Linked DNA regions of Mus musculus: region 2 is linked to region 1. The links are chromatin loops, found by intact Hi-C in ENCODE. Cell type or tissue: left cerebral cortex. All regions are shown on one strand.

Evidence for each region. Peaks named below come from ENCODE experiments on the same cell type or tissue, not always from the same donor. Only the 100,000 strongest peaks of a DNase experiment are listed, where the experiment ranks them.
Region 2: it touches region 1 in a loop (4-fold over the local background); 2 of 42 quality-filtered maps call a loop at or near these places.

What each region holds. Positions count from the first base shown.
Region 1 is chr12:101,807,427-101,815,426 of GRCm38, reverse strand. Fbln5 (fibulin 5) reads left to right here. Exons shown (of 11, transcript NM_011812.4): 2 at 831-885; 3 at 3,222-3,273; 4 at 5,457-5,711. Among named protein-coding and RNA genes, the nearest start is that of Fbln5, 7.7 kb to the left of the region's middle. In left cerebral cortex, a CTCF peak has its summit at 4,065 (motif pointing left); DNase peaks (open chromatin) are centred at 4,069 and 4,704.
Region 2 is chr12:101,953,840-101,961,839 of GRCm38, reverse strand. It overlaps Atxn3 (ataxin 3), which reads left to right and starts at 3,597. Exons shown (of 11, transcript NM_029705.3): 1 at 3,597-3,706. The coding sequence starts at 3,683. In left cerebral cortex, a CTCF peak has its summit at 3,456; a DNase peak (open chromatin) is centred at 3,531; H3K4me3 peaks cover 1,790 bases; H3K27ac peaks cover 1,112 bases.

The sequences.
Region 1 (8,000 bases):
GAATACACAGACATGTAAATATGCACTTACACACATGCTCCAACATGTTCAACACACAGGTCCATGCATGCTGCACAAATAGCCATCTTAATGGATGTGAGTGGTATAGACTTCGCAGTTTTAAAGCATACTGGTGACCACAGTTTCACCAGACAAAACGTTGGCCACAGCAAAGAACCAAATCACCCACAGGCAAAGATATTTACTTGCTTGTGGGTGGCCACGTTGGCTGGGCCAGGGTGTTAAGGCATTTCCTGCTGTTACCCACTGCCTTTCTCACACTGGCTCCTCAGACTTCCATCCCCTGGGATGGCAGTTCTCACGAGCCACGTGCTAGGGTGGACCCTGGGTTCTTGGACCATTCAAGCCCAGGTTCTCACATGTGTGGACTGAGGGCTCCACGTTCTGGTTAAGTGACTTCCTGCAAACACAGAGCCTCTCACATTCTTGCTTTCATGGATTGAAGACACAGAGGCTCTTGGCTCTGCAGTCAGGTCAGAATAATGTTTGACTCAGGTGGTCTCTGTGCAGAATGATAAAAGACCAAGACAACTGGTTGATGCCACAGACTGTGGGTCTTTGGATTTTTGTCCCTAAGCAGCAAAACATGTGACCTAACTCACTATCCCAACACATGAAGCAAGTGTGAGGAGGCTGCCTCTTGTGGGGTTAGAGTAGAGGGCTGGAAGCGCTCTTGGGCTCTGCTGAGTGTGCCCTATTCGCTTGCAAGCATATGGTAAAACCACCAACTAAATGCCAGGTAGCAGGAGGTCCAGGTTTCCTGGCCATGAGCATCCCTTGGCACTCACTCTGATTTTCACTGCCCACAGGATACTCACTGTTACCATCTTGGCACTCTGGCTTCCACATCCTGGGAATGCACAGGTAAGGCTTCAAGTTGTCCAGGAGCATGTCACAAAGCTAGGGGAGAGTGTCCAGCCATGCATTTTAGGGTCCCAGGGTTATGGGAATGGGAGGTACTCTGCAGTTCACTTACTACCCTCCATACAAACATATCATAGTGAAGGCTCTAAGAGATGGAGGTTGGCCCAGGGTGATATAGGTTTCAAGTGGCAAGGTTGGAATTGGATCTCAGCATCCTGGCTCCAAACCTTGGTGTCCCTCAGGGAAACTCACTAACTTAAATGGTAGTTCAATGTGGTGCTTCTGGTCAGGGAGTTCTCCACCCAGGATGCTTACAAAAGGCCCCCACGGCTAGGTCAGTGTGTGTTTACAGCCATACAATGCCCAGTGAAAGAGATAGGAAGGAGAAGGTTGGTTATCTGGAGCTGGGGGGGGGGCGTGGGGGGTATCCATTCACCTGGGAGGAGTGTGCAAGGGGCAATATCTCATTTTTAAAGTTATAGGGAGGGTTGTGCTAGGTGTGTCAGCCCCAAGTAATATGGTAGGGTTCCTCTAGATTGGTGGTTCTCAACCTGTGGATTGCAACCAGTTCTCAATCCCTTTGTGGGTGGGGTCGAACAACCCTTTCACAGGGGTCACCTAAGACTATCAGAAAGCACAGATTTTTACATCACAATACATACCAGTGGCAAAATGATAGTTATGAAGTAGCAATGAAGTAATTTTATGGTTGGGGGTCACTACAACGTGAGGAATTTTATTAAAGGGTCGCAGCGTTACAAAGGCTGAGAAACACTGTTCTAGATGGCTCAGAGAGGCCCTTCTGTGTGGCCCTTCTCATGGAGAGAAAATAAAGACAGCCTCATTTCTGAGTAAGGCCGAGGGCTGCAGGTGAGGAAGGGTAGGCGCCTGCCCATCATGCATAAGGCTATAAGTTTCATACCTAGCACTGAGAAAACTATGCTGGGGTGGAACAGGGGGAAGAGCTGTGAAGTACGTCCAAAGGCCATTAGACACACTCAGACCATTGGAGACAGGAAGGATTTGAGAGGAATGTATAAGAATTTTAGATCTCAGAGGGACCTTGGCATCCTGTAATCTAGTCCCAAGAGTTATAGACAAAGACATCTAGTCCTGAAGCAGATAGTGGTCATAGATAAAGGTAATTAGTATAGGCATTTATAGTAACATAGTTCCTCTTTGTAACTACTTAAAACTAAGTAACAGTACCCCATTTTATAGATAGAGAAACTGAGGCAAAGGGAAGGATGAGGAGAAGTAAGGACTCTAGTGAGAATTAGAAACCAGGTAAACAAGTGGCTTGAGCCCATTCTGTCCCAGCACTGAGGTCGAGAACAGGACTGAAACCTGATCTCCTGGGGTCTGTGGTATAGACTCCTGCTTCTTCTGGGTCCTTTGTCCTGAGGCTCTAAGGCTTGGAACTCTCAGCAGTAGCACAGGCCAGGCTCACAAATCACCCCATGGCTCAGGGAAGCCTGGCCTTGAGGCTGGAGGAGGGGCCTGGTGACAGGTGTACCACAATCCTAGACACTGAACTCATTCCTGTGTCAGCCTCCAGGCACCGCAAGGGGCTCTCAAACACCCAGATCAGGTGTTTAAAAGTTCACAGTCAAGGCTGGAGAGATGGCTCAGCCCACGGCCCAAAACACAAAAGTTCACAGCACTTAGGAAACGGGCGGGAAGACTAGTTCCAGGCCAGCCTGGACTACACAATGAGATTTTTGTCTTGATGTCAAAACAAAATTTAACCAGATTAAACAAAAAACAACCCTGCATGTACAGTTATAGCTCAGGTTACATGTAAAATCACAACTGTCACCAATGGCCAAAATGTGTCACTGCCTTGCTGACATTGAAACGAAGGAAAAAAACCCATCTCCTTTGCTTAGAAAATGGGCCACATCTGCCGTGTAGCTTTTGCTTTATGATATAACTGAGAGCAGGGGGGGGGCATATCGTAGTGATTGAAGCATTTGTTTGGGGGTCTGTGAAGGGGAGATGGATAGAGCTGGGGGAGTCTCCTTCCTTGGAAGTGGGGCTGTTGCACTGTGGCTTTTATTGCTCCTCATCACGTGGGCATGGCAAAACCCATACGTCCTGACACTGTGGGTCATGAGGCACTGGTGTAGGGTGTTACAAAAAAAAAAAAAACAAAAAACCACTAAGTGTGCAATGATTGTAAGAAAACATTTCCAAATAGAAACCTATCCCACATGTGGGTGTTACATCCCTCCATCCCCCACCCCTCCTTTACTCCAAAATGCTCTGTGATGCTTTTATAGTGACAAAGAATGCTAGGCAAGTGACCTGACTTATTTCTTCTCTCTCCTCTACAGCAGCAGTGCACAAACGGCTTTGACCTGGACCGCCAGTCAGGACAGTGTCTAGGTATGTGATGCTGACGGTCCTTTTTTAGGTGTGGTCATTTGGCGGTAGCTCAATTGCTAGGATGTTTCTGCCATAGCTGTGGCTCAGTGTCGTCGAAGCTTCATTTACCTTCTCCATGGAAGAACACAGAGGTGGGATGACCAAGCCAATGAGACCCTTGTTGCTTATGTTCTTTGTGCTAAGAGCTGATCAGGGTCAAAGAATCACCTCTCTCCTCAACAAGCATTTCTGTTGGATCTGTTCCCTAGCACTGCCTCCACAAGGTTTCATAAGAATAGTAGCTTAAATGTTGCTTATTTTGCACCCCATAGCTCTCTGGGTCAGAGGCCCAACACCTGTCTACCAGGCTAATAGCAGAGTGTTGGCCGGGCTGTGTTTCTCTGGGGTTCAGAGAGAGAGAGAGAGAGAGAGAGAGAGAGAGAGCATCTTTTCTTCTCACGGGAGAAGTTTTTGGGATCCACCCTCCTGAAGTTATAGGTTGTAGGTCCTCCATCCTTGCTGGTTGTTTGGCGAGGCCCTCCCAGCTTCTAGAAACTGTGTTCACCCCTTGGTTGGTAGCCTGTGACATTCACAATTATCGGTCCCTTCTTACATTGTAATTCCTCTACGTCTCTCCTACCTTTTCTATTTTCAACCACTCACCCAACTACACTGGGTGTCCCATAGCGTAACCTAGGATGGATGCTCCCATCTTAAAGCCAGCTGATTGGTAACCTGAATGGAATCAGCCCTGAGACCTAAGGGCTTCCCAGGTTCCAGGGATGAGGAAGTCCTTTCTCACAGCACGCCATCTAGTGGAGAAAAACTTAGACACAGTGAATGCTGTGAAGTTGGTGGAATAAGGTCGAGTGGAGATAACTTCAGTGGGCCCCGAAAAGGCAGAGAAGAGAGGGAACCTTTATGTCCAGACTCAGCCAAGAGTCAGGCCCAGTTTGAGTTGGATATTGAAGGATGGCTAGGATCCTGAAGATCTCAAACACAGTGGAAGGAACAGCATAGACAAAGATCAGGGGTGAAAAGGAAGCGCAGGCATGGCATGCCGAGGGTGGGGCACTCGGAGGGGATAAGGCTTGGCTGCCCCACATTGGGGGCAATGTTCCCAATGTGGGAATAGCTAAATTCTTAATTAGTTTTAATTTAGGTCAAGTCATGTTTCTGTCCCGAGTCACATCAACTGAGACTAAGAAGGGAGAGAGTTGGTTGAAAAGGATGAATTAAACCTTGAAGACTCGGGCTCATTCTTGGATTTACAGTACAAAACTCTTTGGTTCAAGGATGCACTACAGGGTAAAGAGGGCCGTGGCTTCTTTTCCAGTCCATGTGTTCCACTAGAGAAAAGTGAACCACAGCATTTGCAGTTCCCAAGCTGGGAGCTGGCATGCATTTCTCAGATGACATGATGGGCGAGCTGCCCAGGTCCAGGCATCCCTCCCCAGTCTCCAGTTCCACACAGAGCAAGAGCTGGTGGCAGGGCCCAGCTCCCAAAGCCAGGTCTGCTGCCCACTGGAGCCAGAGTTGGAACCTCTCTTGACTCCACCCTGACAAGGCTGATTTTTCTAGACAGACCACCACTCTCCTTCCAGTGTGAGCTGATCTCCAGCAGGGCTAGACACAGTCTTGTTTTGCTGGCATTGTGTGAGCCAGCTTGAAAGAAATTGCTCTGCTTTCTCAGCAAGTAACTAACTATGAGCCAAGCCTTGTCTTTCTGGGTGTAAAGGTCTCTTTCTTTCTTGCCCAGCTATTACTTTGAATAGAAGTGGTCCTGATCTCATGTTTTCAGAGTATAAGAAATGCACAGGAGAGTGAGTACGTGGCAGGCTTTTGCACTCACAGACACTCCCATCTATTTATTTTTACTTATGTAAATCAAGGGATTTTTAAAAAATTTGCTATATTCCTAAATGTTAAAGAATACATTTGCCCAGGTTTCAAATGTGGTATGAAGTCAACAATAGTGTAGGTTTCTGAGGGTGGGGTCATTTGTGATAAGAGGGCTTAAAGAGCTAATGTTTGGCAACCCAGGTCACTTGGAGTCAACTTGGCTAATGTTGGGGAGCATCAGACTGCAGTGAGTCAGGTGAAATGTTAGAGGGTCAGTCCCATCAATCTGCTCTGCTTCAATGTGCGCATGCCCAGTGTCATGGAGGGACCACTGAAATTTGTCCTTTCTGTGGCCTCTGCAGATATTGATGAATGCCGGACCATCCCTGAGGCTTGTCGTGGGGACATGATGTGTGTCAACCAGAATGGCGGGTATTTGTGCATCCCTCGAACCAACCCAGTGTATCGAGGGCCTTACTCAAATCCCTACTCTACATCCTACTCAGGCCCATACCCAGCAGCGGCCCCACCAGTACCAGCTTCCAACTACCCCACGATTTCAAGGCCTCTTGTCTGCCGCTTTGGGTATCAGATGGATGAAGGCAACCAGTGTGTGGGTGAGTAGCCCAGTAACTGTCCTCTTACATAGTGGACTTTCTCAAGAGTGCTGTCAGAATCTAATATGTGCTCCCAAATGGAACTACCTACCATGAAATATGTCAATCAGACAGTGGTCTGCTGTCTACAAATGATATAATGTTTTATTCTAGATATATTTCTGGGTCCTCTTCTGAATTATATAGAAATCCAGTTTGTTCTTTCTGTCATTTGATCAATCCATCCATTGTCTATCTATCAATCTACCTATCTATCTATCTATCTATCTATCTATCATCCATCCATCATCCATCCATCCACCCATCATCCATCCATCAGTCCATCCGTCCATCCGTCCATCCACCCATCTATCCATCCATCCATCCATCCATCCATCCATCCATCCATCCCATGGATCTCATTGGTGACCAACCTCATTTTTCTTAACTAAATAATGAATGCATCTAATCAGACTCAGGGCCAGTGCTCTGTCTTCTATGTATTGAATGGATTGAGTATTGCTGCGGAAAAGCCTTGAGAACCAACCCAAGATCTGATAAGGAAAGTGGGCTTCTTAGGTGGGAGCCAGTGTTCTTATGACTAAAGGGGCCTTGCTGATGGGGACTCTGGGGGGAAAAATAGGCACCATTATATCATAAGCCCCAAAGGAATTAGCAGTACCCTATAGAGCTTCAGGTTCTATTGGCCAGTGCTGCCTTGGAGAAGAGCTGCCTGGGGCCCTGCCCAGTCCTTTGGTAGTAGTTGGACTAAATTCCTGTAAGTGTCTCCAGCTTTAGAGGGTTACATCGAAGAGAGATGGACAGTGAAGCTCAAGCTCTTTTGACTGTGTATCCCCTCTGCCAAATCCTTTTAGACTTAGATCCCTACCATAGGCATATTTATACATGACACATGCATCCTGTTATATTCATGTGGATTGAGGAATATAAAGCACACATAAGAAATAGGAAACGTAAAAGAATGTAATAAAAAATAAATTCGAATTGAAATCCTAATATTTCCTTTCCATGGCCATCAGTCTAGTCAATAAGATTTTTGTGGGTTTCAGGGCTCTGAAGTATCTGACAGATAGAGACAGTGCTGATTATAATATAGAAGTATGTTCATGTGAATGAGTGTGTATTTACACTTAAAATATTCAAACAGTATGCAAATACATGCCCTTCAACACTACAGGGAAAATTGAATATATACCCGAGCTCATAATGCTTCATCATTACTGGTCTCAAAGGACCTGGTGTGTATGTTGGGGCACATATGCATGTGCTGACTTAGATTTACCTTAACTAAGAACATGCCAAGGGAAAATGTGCAACCCAGTCAAGCCTCATGCTCCTTAGCTTTGCGGGAGAGGACAGCATCATGCTTCCTTACGACACGTAGCAGAACAATAGGCCATTGTAACCAGAAGGAACTTCTTGGACGCTCTTTAGCTACAACCTCTGATTTTTTGGAAAAGTGAATGTGGACCCCAGCAAGCTAGGCCATTTCGCAGTTAGGATATGAGACCAGCCAACTGCTCCCATCTAGTAGAAAATAATGGTACCAAATAAGATGTAGTGTGTGTGTGTGTGTGTGTGTGTGTGTGTGTGTGTGTGTGTGATTGGTGGGGAGGGGGAGAGGGAGGGAAAGAGGGAGGAAGAGAGAGGGAGAGAAAGGGAGAGGGAGAGGAAGAGAGAGAATGTGGGGAGGGAAAGGGAGGGAAAGAGGGAGGAAGAGAAGGAGGGAGAGAAGGAGGGAGAGGGAGAGGATACTGGAGGGCAGATGAGCTGAGTAAAGGCAGTAGAGGCTCAGGCTGTTGGAAAAGGCTCTCATCTTGTCCTAGAATAGGATCGTTCTTGGGCTATCTCACTCAGCCCTTCCATTGAACGTTTGGCCATCCACTGCCTTAGAGCTTCCTGGATGCCCTCCCTCATCCTACACACCTCCTTCCAGGGACTTGAGGCTCTTGGCACTGAAGACATTCTGGGAAGCCTATTCATCTGGTGACCCCTCTGACGTCATACCACTTGTGGTTCTGAACCTGTTACATAGACATGTGGAGCCTTTAATAATGGCCCCTTTGTAAGCCCAGTACAATCTAGGAACCCCAGCAAGGACTGGCACCAGGCCCATCCATTTCCAAAATGTCTAGTATTATGCATTCATAATTCCTGAGTTCTTCTGACTTCCCTTCACTCCACCCCACCGTTTCCTGCCTTACCAGGGCTGAGGCCCCTATGGGCATTGTGAGAGGTGGTGGCAGGGGGCCAGAGCAGGCTGGGAAGGGCAGCTCTCTAACCAATGTT
Region 2 (8,000 bases), 150 kb before region 1:
ACAAACAAACATGGTCATTGACAATGCCATGAACTGGACATATTATGGTGGATCAATTCATAGTTCTGGGGAATGGACTACACAAGAGTCCAGATGGTTTGAACTTAGCAGTGGGCATATAACAGGGGGAGAGGGTGTGGGAGATAGATACACAGTATGTAAGACTGGAGTGAAGGGCAAAGTGTTAACAATTACAGGAAGGGAATCACAAACGAGTCTCCAGCTCTATTACTATCACCTAAATTGTGTCATCTCCAAAGTTTACAGGTTGAAAGGTGTATTAGCATTAAGAGGATATGACTGTGTCCTGGTCATGAGAGTATAGCTGTCCCCTACAAGAGAAGCACATGCTCTTAACCATGGAGCCATCTCTCCAGCCCTCCAGTTACCCTTTAAATAAGTGTATCCCTATAAAGGAGGCTGAAGGGAGCTTGCTGGTCCTCTTTACTCTTCTGCCACATAAGGACACACAAAAGGCACATCAATGAAAAAAAAAAAAACTCTCCTGAGACATTTGGTCTGCTTTAGCCTTCACCTTGGACTCCCCAGACTCCATAACTGAGCATTTAATCTCTGATGGTAATTTACCCTGTGCAGCCACTTATAGTAGCCCAGCTTCATATACTCACTTGAACAATTACATCTTAAAAAAAAATCAAAACACTAGTAAACACTGCATTTTCTTGTTAGGAGGCTGTATTTTCCTGGTTAAGCCACAATTCCTTAAGCACATAGGCTATCCCCATGTTGTGTGACACTGTTCCTGGAGAACTGTGAACATCTACCCAGAGAACTGATACCACCAAAGTCCAACTTGGTGAACCAATCAGTTTTATTGAGATTACTAACTGGAGCAGAAATGACACCAAAGCCCACTCCAGCAAGTCAACAGCTCACAAAATCTGGAAACATGGGTCACACTACATACCTTGCAGATAGCTTAACAGAGTGAAATGTCCCTTACAGGCAATGTGGCTCATCTTTGCAGGCAGTTCAGTTGATGTGAGCCTCTTCTAGGCAACTCTGCTTCTTGGAGAGTGTCTCTCAGTAGTCCTACTGTTTATGTATGCTTGGGGAAGGAGGAGCCTAGTGAATCTTGTCAGTTTCAGGGACTTCCTGAAGCCTCCTAGTTGTTTACTTTCTGAGCTAAAGACACCCTTCTGTAAGACTAAATGTTCTCCCTGTTCTTAGAATATTCTATGACCTCACTAGCTTCCTTGCATGATGGACTTCATCTCCCTTTAGAATATCCTTTGTGGTAAAGAGCTTCCCTCCAATAAGGACAGCTCTACCTTTTGTTTTATCTCAAGAGGAAACTGCATACAAAATAGTCAACAAATGATATGGCAGCTCCTTGAATTAGCTAGCTGGTTGTCACTGGCAGTCTTTATTTTCTTGCCTCTCACTTCCTTTCTTTTCTTGAACTTGTCTCACAAAAATGATCTCAACAACAAAACTGAGCAGTTTCTTTTGAGTCTTTCTGCCCCTGGACTTCCTGGGAGCATGTGACACGGACTTGTCCTTGAAGCATTCCCCCGTGGGCCTTCCACTTCAGTACACTCAGCAGCATTTGCACCCTTTGTGCCTACTGCTCTATCTTCAGGGCTTAGCTCTCCATCCTCTTTTCAATCTCTTCCTTTTCTCTAAGATTATACTCAGCGTTTATGGTTTTAGTTACCTTGTGTTTTAAATTTGTTTCTTTATATTTCATGTGTAGGGGTGCTTGCCTGCGTGACTGTCTGAGCATCCCTGTGCATCCCAGGTACATTGCAGAAGCAACAGATCCCCTGAGTCTCGAGTTACCAACTGCTGTGAGCCTTTATGTGGGTTCTGAGAATCAAACCCAGGTCCTGTACAAGAGAAGCAGCAAATGCTCTTAAGGACACACCCATCTCTCCAGCCCTTCTAAACAGCAATGACTCTCACCTCACAGCTTAAAACAGCTTCTGAAAACTCCAGGCCTGTCATCTATCACTCTACAGAAGGACTGTCTTAGTTAGGGTTTTACTGCTGTGAACAGACACCATGAACAAGGCAAGTCTTATAAAAAAAACAACATTTAATTGGGGCTAGCTTACAGGTTCAGAGGTTCAGTCCATTATCGTCAAGGTGGGAGCATGGCAGCATCCAGGCTGTCATGGCGCAGGCAGAGCTGAGAGTTCTAAGTCTTCATCCAAAGACTGCTAGTGGAAGACTGACTTCCAGGCAACTGGGGTGAGAGTCTTAAGCCCACACCCACCGTGACACACCTACTCCAGCCAGGTCATACCTATTCCAACAAGGCCACACTTCCAAATGGTGCCACTCCCTGGTCCAAGAATATACAAACCATCATAAGTACCTTTAGTTGCAGAGATATTTAAGCTCAGTATTTTCTAAATTAAAAGCCTTTTCTTCTCTTCCCAAGACCCTACTCATTCTGTAAAGTATTTCTGGTTGGAGTATCACTTCTGCTTTACATGGTACCTAGAGCAGAAACCCACAAGTCTTTCCTAACAATACCCCCATCCCACCCCAGTCCCTCATCAAAGTCTTCTGTTTCCTAAAGCTTCAAAGTGGTCTCTCTCCATTCTCAAATCACTACTGGAGTCCTGACCACCAGAGTCTCTTCATTTCTCCCCAAATGCCTTTCAAGTATTGTTCCCCAGTGATCCTCTAAAATCCTAATTTGACCCCATGTCTCTAGTTTTAAAAATCTTTAACCGCCTGTAGCTTTTTTTTTTTTTTTTTTTTTCCCGGTAGGGAGGTGGTGGACAGGGTCCTCCTATGTAACCCTGGCTACAGGCTGGCATAGAGCAGCTGTCCTCCAACACAACATATGCCTTCCTTACCTTCAGGTACAATGAGCCTTTAGGAGACTGGGCCTTTGCTACATTGAAGAACCTAAAATGGTTCCACCATACAAGATACAACGCCCAATACAACGCTTAATCTTTGTCAATCCCCCCCTCCCCACCCCCATCCCCTGCGCGAGCCACTCAATATTTTGCTGGATTTTTCACTTCCTCACCAACGCTTCCTCCTTCAGAGATGGCGTATTTACCCCAGGACCTGATATTCATTCCAACAGCCAACTATGTTGGACAGTGTGCTGTGCTAATTTCTTCGTACCTACATTTCTTTATTTGTATAATATTACAAAAGACACACACACATCAAAAAATGCCGTATTAAATTGCGCTTACAACTGGACTATTCTAAGTCAGTCCTAACTAAACATTAGCTATAGTTTTTACACAAATATTAGGTATGTGGAGAATGCCTCTTCTGGAATGAAGTCTTCAGTGGGAGAGGAGTTGCTCACATAAAGATGAGGAGAAAGGACCAAAGAAGGTGGAGATGGAAAAAAAAAAAAAAAAGAAAAAAAAGAACCTAAAACTTGGCTGCGAGGATTCTCTTCTAGAACCCTAGAATCACAAGATTGTCCCGCGTAGAGAAGTTCCTCCGCACAGCAGGCGGCGCCGCAGCATCACGCTTGCCGCGGGGAGGACCAACGCCGCCCAGGTCACGTGTCCCGTGCTCCCGGGTTCGCGTGCCTCGTGACGTGCGCCCGCAGTAGTGATTGGTTGGCGAGAGGCACGTGGCTAGGGCGGGGCGGACCGGGGCTGAGGGGTGGGGCCGGGGGCGGAGCTGCTGGAGGGGGCTGCTCCGCGCCGGGGCCGTTGGCTCCAGACAAATAAACATGGAGTCCATCTTCCACGAGAAAGTGAGTGTGGGCGTTCGGTGGGGAGCCGTCCTCGGCTCGGCGGCGGGCGTGGGGAGCAGCGACGCCGCTTCAGGAACTCAGGCGGGGCCCGAGCGCCCCCATCCCGACCTGGCTGGGTGAGGGGTGCTTCCTGCCTTCTCCCCATGGCTCCGCTCGTGAAGCCTCCCGCATGCGTTCCCGGCACCCTCGCCCTAGAAGACCGGGCGGGTAGCCTGGGCATTTCGGGGGGCTTCACCCGGAGGATTAGCGCGGGCGTTCCTTGTCCACTTGCCACACCTTTTCGGGTTTCTTCTCTCTTCTCTCTTAGGGTCTAGTCTAGCGAGTCGCCTTTTCAGCACCTGGCGGACCCTTCCCAACTCCACCCACGCCCCCTAACCTGTCCTCTGGCAGATCCAACTTTCTCTCTCAACTCAGTTCTATAATGGAATGCTCCATGCATTTAGATCTTGATTATCCATCCCACGTCTTTCTGCAGTTGTGACCGTGGCTTTCCCATTAAAGGGCCTGACACTTCGGAAGTAAAGTAGGAAACCCCGGAGGGAAGTCGTCATAAGAGTTTTTATTACGGGGATGTTTGGGTTGTTCTCCCATTTTTCCGGACCAGGAGGCCAGCTTTGTTTTTAGGTATTATGGATAGATTAGAATCGTTCTACTGTGTGATTTGGCTTAGTCTCTTCCTCACCTTAATTCCTAAGTGACTACGCTTAAAAGTATTGCTGTGACATCTTGAGAAACTGGTCTATGTTCGCATACAATTATCAAGTCATTTGGGTGTTTCTCGGACAACCATGTTTCATAATCATTTTAGGTTTGGAGAGGGTTGCTAGTTGAGACTATTATTTCGTTGGGAGCAAAGGCCTTTGTTTTTATCACTTGTAAAGGAGCATTGACTCATAGTGTTTAAAATCCACGCACAACAAAAAGACAAAAATGATGTGAATCTAAGGACGTTGTTAAATGAAGTGCTCTTAAGAAGACATTTTGAGTGTTTTGGAACTGGAACAAGTTAGTTTGTGACAGGATTTCTTGTAGCCCAAGTTGGCTCCAGACTCCCATCGTCCTGTCTCTGCCTCCTGAGAGCTGGCTGGGATGATGGCCACGTGCTATGACTGAGTGAGCTCCCCCTCCCGGCCCCCTCCCCACATTCATTTGTAATTAATTTTCCAAAGGTTTTGGAATAAGACCCATTTTAAACATGTTATATTTTGAACACTGTATACACTGCTTCATGAGACTCTTGCCATTCATTCTATTTAAAAAAAAAAGTTACTGTTTGTGTGTATGTGCTGGTGTGGAGGTCAGGGAGGACTTTATAAAGTTCTCTCTTCCCAACTTGGTGTGAGTTCCGGGTGTCTCAGGCTCTTAGCAAGCCCGTTTACTCACTGAGTCATCTCTAGGGTGAATGAAAAAAGAAATGGGAAGGACATGACTTTTCCTAGGGATGGCGGAGGAGAAGGTTTATTAAAGAGATTTGGGAGAGCAGAGCCAGGGGCAGACATATTTGGGAGAACCCAGAGTGGTCTTGACCCTGAGGGGAAGGGAGAAAAGGGAAGGAAATACAGCAGCCAGGAGCCAAAGTTGCAAACCATACAAAAAGAGGGTGGGTAACCAAAATGTATGGATTACATAGGCAAGAGCCACTAGGGGAAGGGCAGCATAGTCCATGCTCTGGAGAGTTCAGGGTAGAGGGCCGGGTATACCAGCCATACCCTGTAACAGGAGGGACTAAGGGATGCTGGGACAACCTGGAGGCCAGGTCCACTTCCATATGTTAAATAGGTACCTCAGCCACTAAGCCTGGGATTAAAACTTAACATAGGGCACTTAAACAATGCATTAAAAAATTATTTTTGGCCAGCAATGGTGGTATACCTGTTTTTGATATTTTATTTATTTACATTTTATTTATTTATTTTGGTTTTTCGAGACAGGGTTTCTCTGTATACCCTTGGCTGTCCTGGAACTCACTTTGTAGATCAGGCTGGCTTCGGACTCAGAAATCCGCCTGCCTCTGCCTCCTGAGTTCTGGGATCAAAGGTGCACGCTACCACGCCCAGCTATTTACATTTTAAATGTTATCCCATTTTCTGGTTCCTCTCTACAAACTCCCAATCCCATCCCCCCCCACCCTCTGCTTCTATGAGAGTACTTCCCCCCACCACTCCCGCCTACCCGCTCTGGCATTCCCCTACACTGGGGCATCAGGCCTTCACAGGACCAAGGGCCTCTCCTCCCATTGATGCCCTACAAGGCCATCCTCTGCTACAGCTGGAGCCATGGGTCGCTCCATGTGTACTCTTTGGTTGATGGTTTAGTCCTTGGGAGCTCTGGGTGTGGGTGTGGGGTCTGGTTGGTTCATATTGTTGTTCTTCCTATGGGGCTGCAGACCCCTTCAGCTTCTTCAGTCCTTTCTCTAGCTCCTCCACTGGGGACTCTGTGCTCAGTCCAATGGTTGGCTGTGAGCATCTGCTTCTGTATTTGTCAGGCACAGAGAGAGTTTTAAGATAGCCAGGGCTATCCAGAGAAACTCTGCCATTAAAATCCAAAAAAAAAAAAAAAAAAAAAAAGGTGTTTGCCAGGGTACTGTGTGCTCCTAGTGCCCACTAAAGCCAGAAGATCTGGAACTGGAGGAACTGGAGTTAAAGAGGCCACGTGAGCAGCCACGTGGGTGTGAGGAATTGAACCCAGGTCCTCTGGAAAAGCAGCCAATACTCTTTGTTTTGTTTTGTTTTTTGAGACAGGGTTTCTCTGTATAGCCCTGCCTGTCCTGGAACTCACTCTGTAGACCAGGCTGGCCTCAAACTCAGAAATCTGCCTGCCTCTGCCTCCCAAGTGCTGGGATTAAAGGTGTGCGCCACCACCGCCGGGCTAGCAGCGAGGACTCTTAACTGCTGAGCCATCTCTCCATCTCCCCCAATACCTTCTTGACAGTACTGTTTCTCATTGGAGCAGATTTCAGTGGAGGTGACTACTGAATTGGTATATGCAAAATGCTAGGCTTACAAAGTGCTTGTGAGTAAGCATGGAAGCCCGAGTTCAGATCCCAGTGTGTGTTGTATTCACCAATACTCGAGGCAGGGAATGGACAGACAAGTGGGTTTCTGGGTGCTGCCCCGTCAGTCAGTCCAGCTGAATGGTGAGCACTAGACTCCACTAGAAAGGTGGAGAGCAGCTGAGGAGGACATCTGACTTAGACCTTTAGCACATGTATGAATACATCTGCATGTACACATATACACAAGAACACATATGCAGACATGAGTGCACAGATACACATCTGCTTACCCAGAAGTCATTCAGTTATCAGCAGGTGTATATACTTAATAAATACTTGAGAAGTACCTTTGCCGTGTGTGTGTGTGTGTGTGTGTGTGTGTGTGTGTGTGTGTATGTGTATGGGGGTGCACATGTGCATATGCATTTAGAGGCAGGAAGACAACATTGGTGGTGTTCCTCACAAGTAGGTTAACTTAGGACTTCCAGGTATCTGCCCATTTTTACCTCTCCAGCGCTATAGTTACAGATGGGTACCGCCATGCATGGCTTTTTACATGAAGGTTCTGGGGATTAAGCTCAGATCCTAAGGCCAGTATGGCAAGCACCTTATTGATTGACTAAGCTCAGATCCTAAGGCTAGTATGGCAAGCACCTTATTGATTGACTAAGCTCAGATCCTGAGGCCAGTATGGCAAGCACCTTACTGATTGACTAAGCTCAGATCCTGAGGCCAGTATGGCAAGCACCTTATTGATTGACTAAGCTCAGATCCTAAGGCCAGTATGGCAAGCACCTTATTGATTGACTAAGCTCAGATCCTAAGGCCAGTATGGCAAGCACCTTATTGATTGACTAAGCTCAGCTCCTAAGGCCAGTATGGCAAGCACCTTATTGATTGACTAAGCTCAGATCCTAAGGCCAGTATGGCAAGCACCTTATTAATTGACTAAGCTCAGATCCTAAGGCCAGTATGGCAAGCACCTTATTGATTGACTAAGCTCAGATCCTAAGGCCAGTATGGCAAGCACCTTATTGATTGATTAAGCTCAGCTCCTAAGGCCAGTATGGCAAGCACCTTATTGATTGACTAAGCTCAGATCCTAAGGCCAGTATGGCAAGCACCTTATTGATTGACTAAGCTCAGATCCTAAGGCCAGTATGGCAAGCACCTTATTGATTGACTAAGCTCAGCTCCTAAGGCCAGTATGGCAAGCACCTTATTGATTGATTAAGCTCAGCTCCTAAGGCCAGTATGGCAAGCACCTTATTGATTGACTAAGCTCAGATCCTAAGGCCA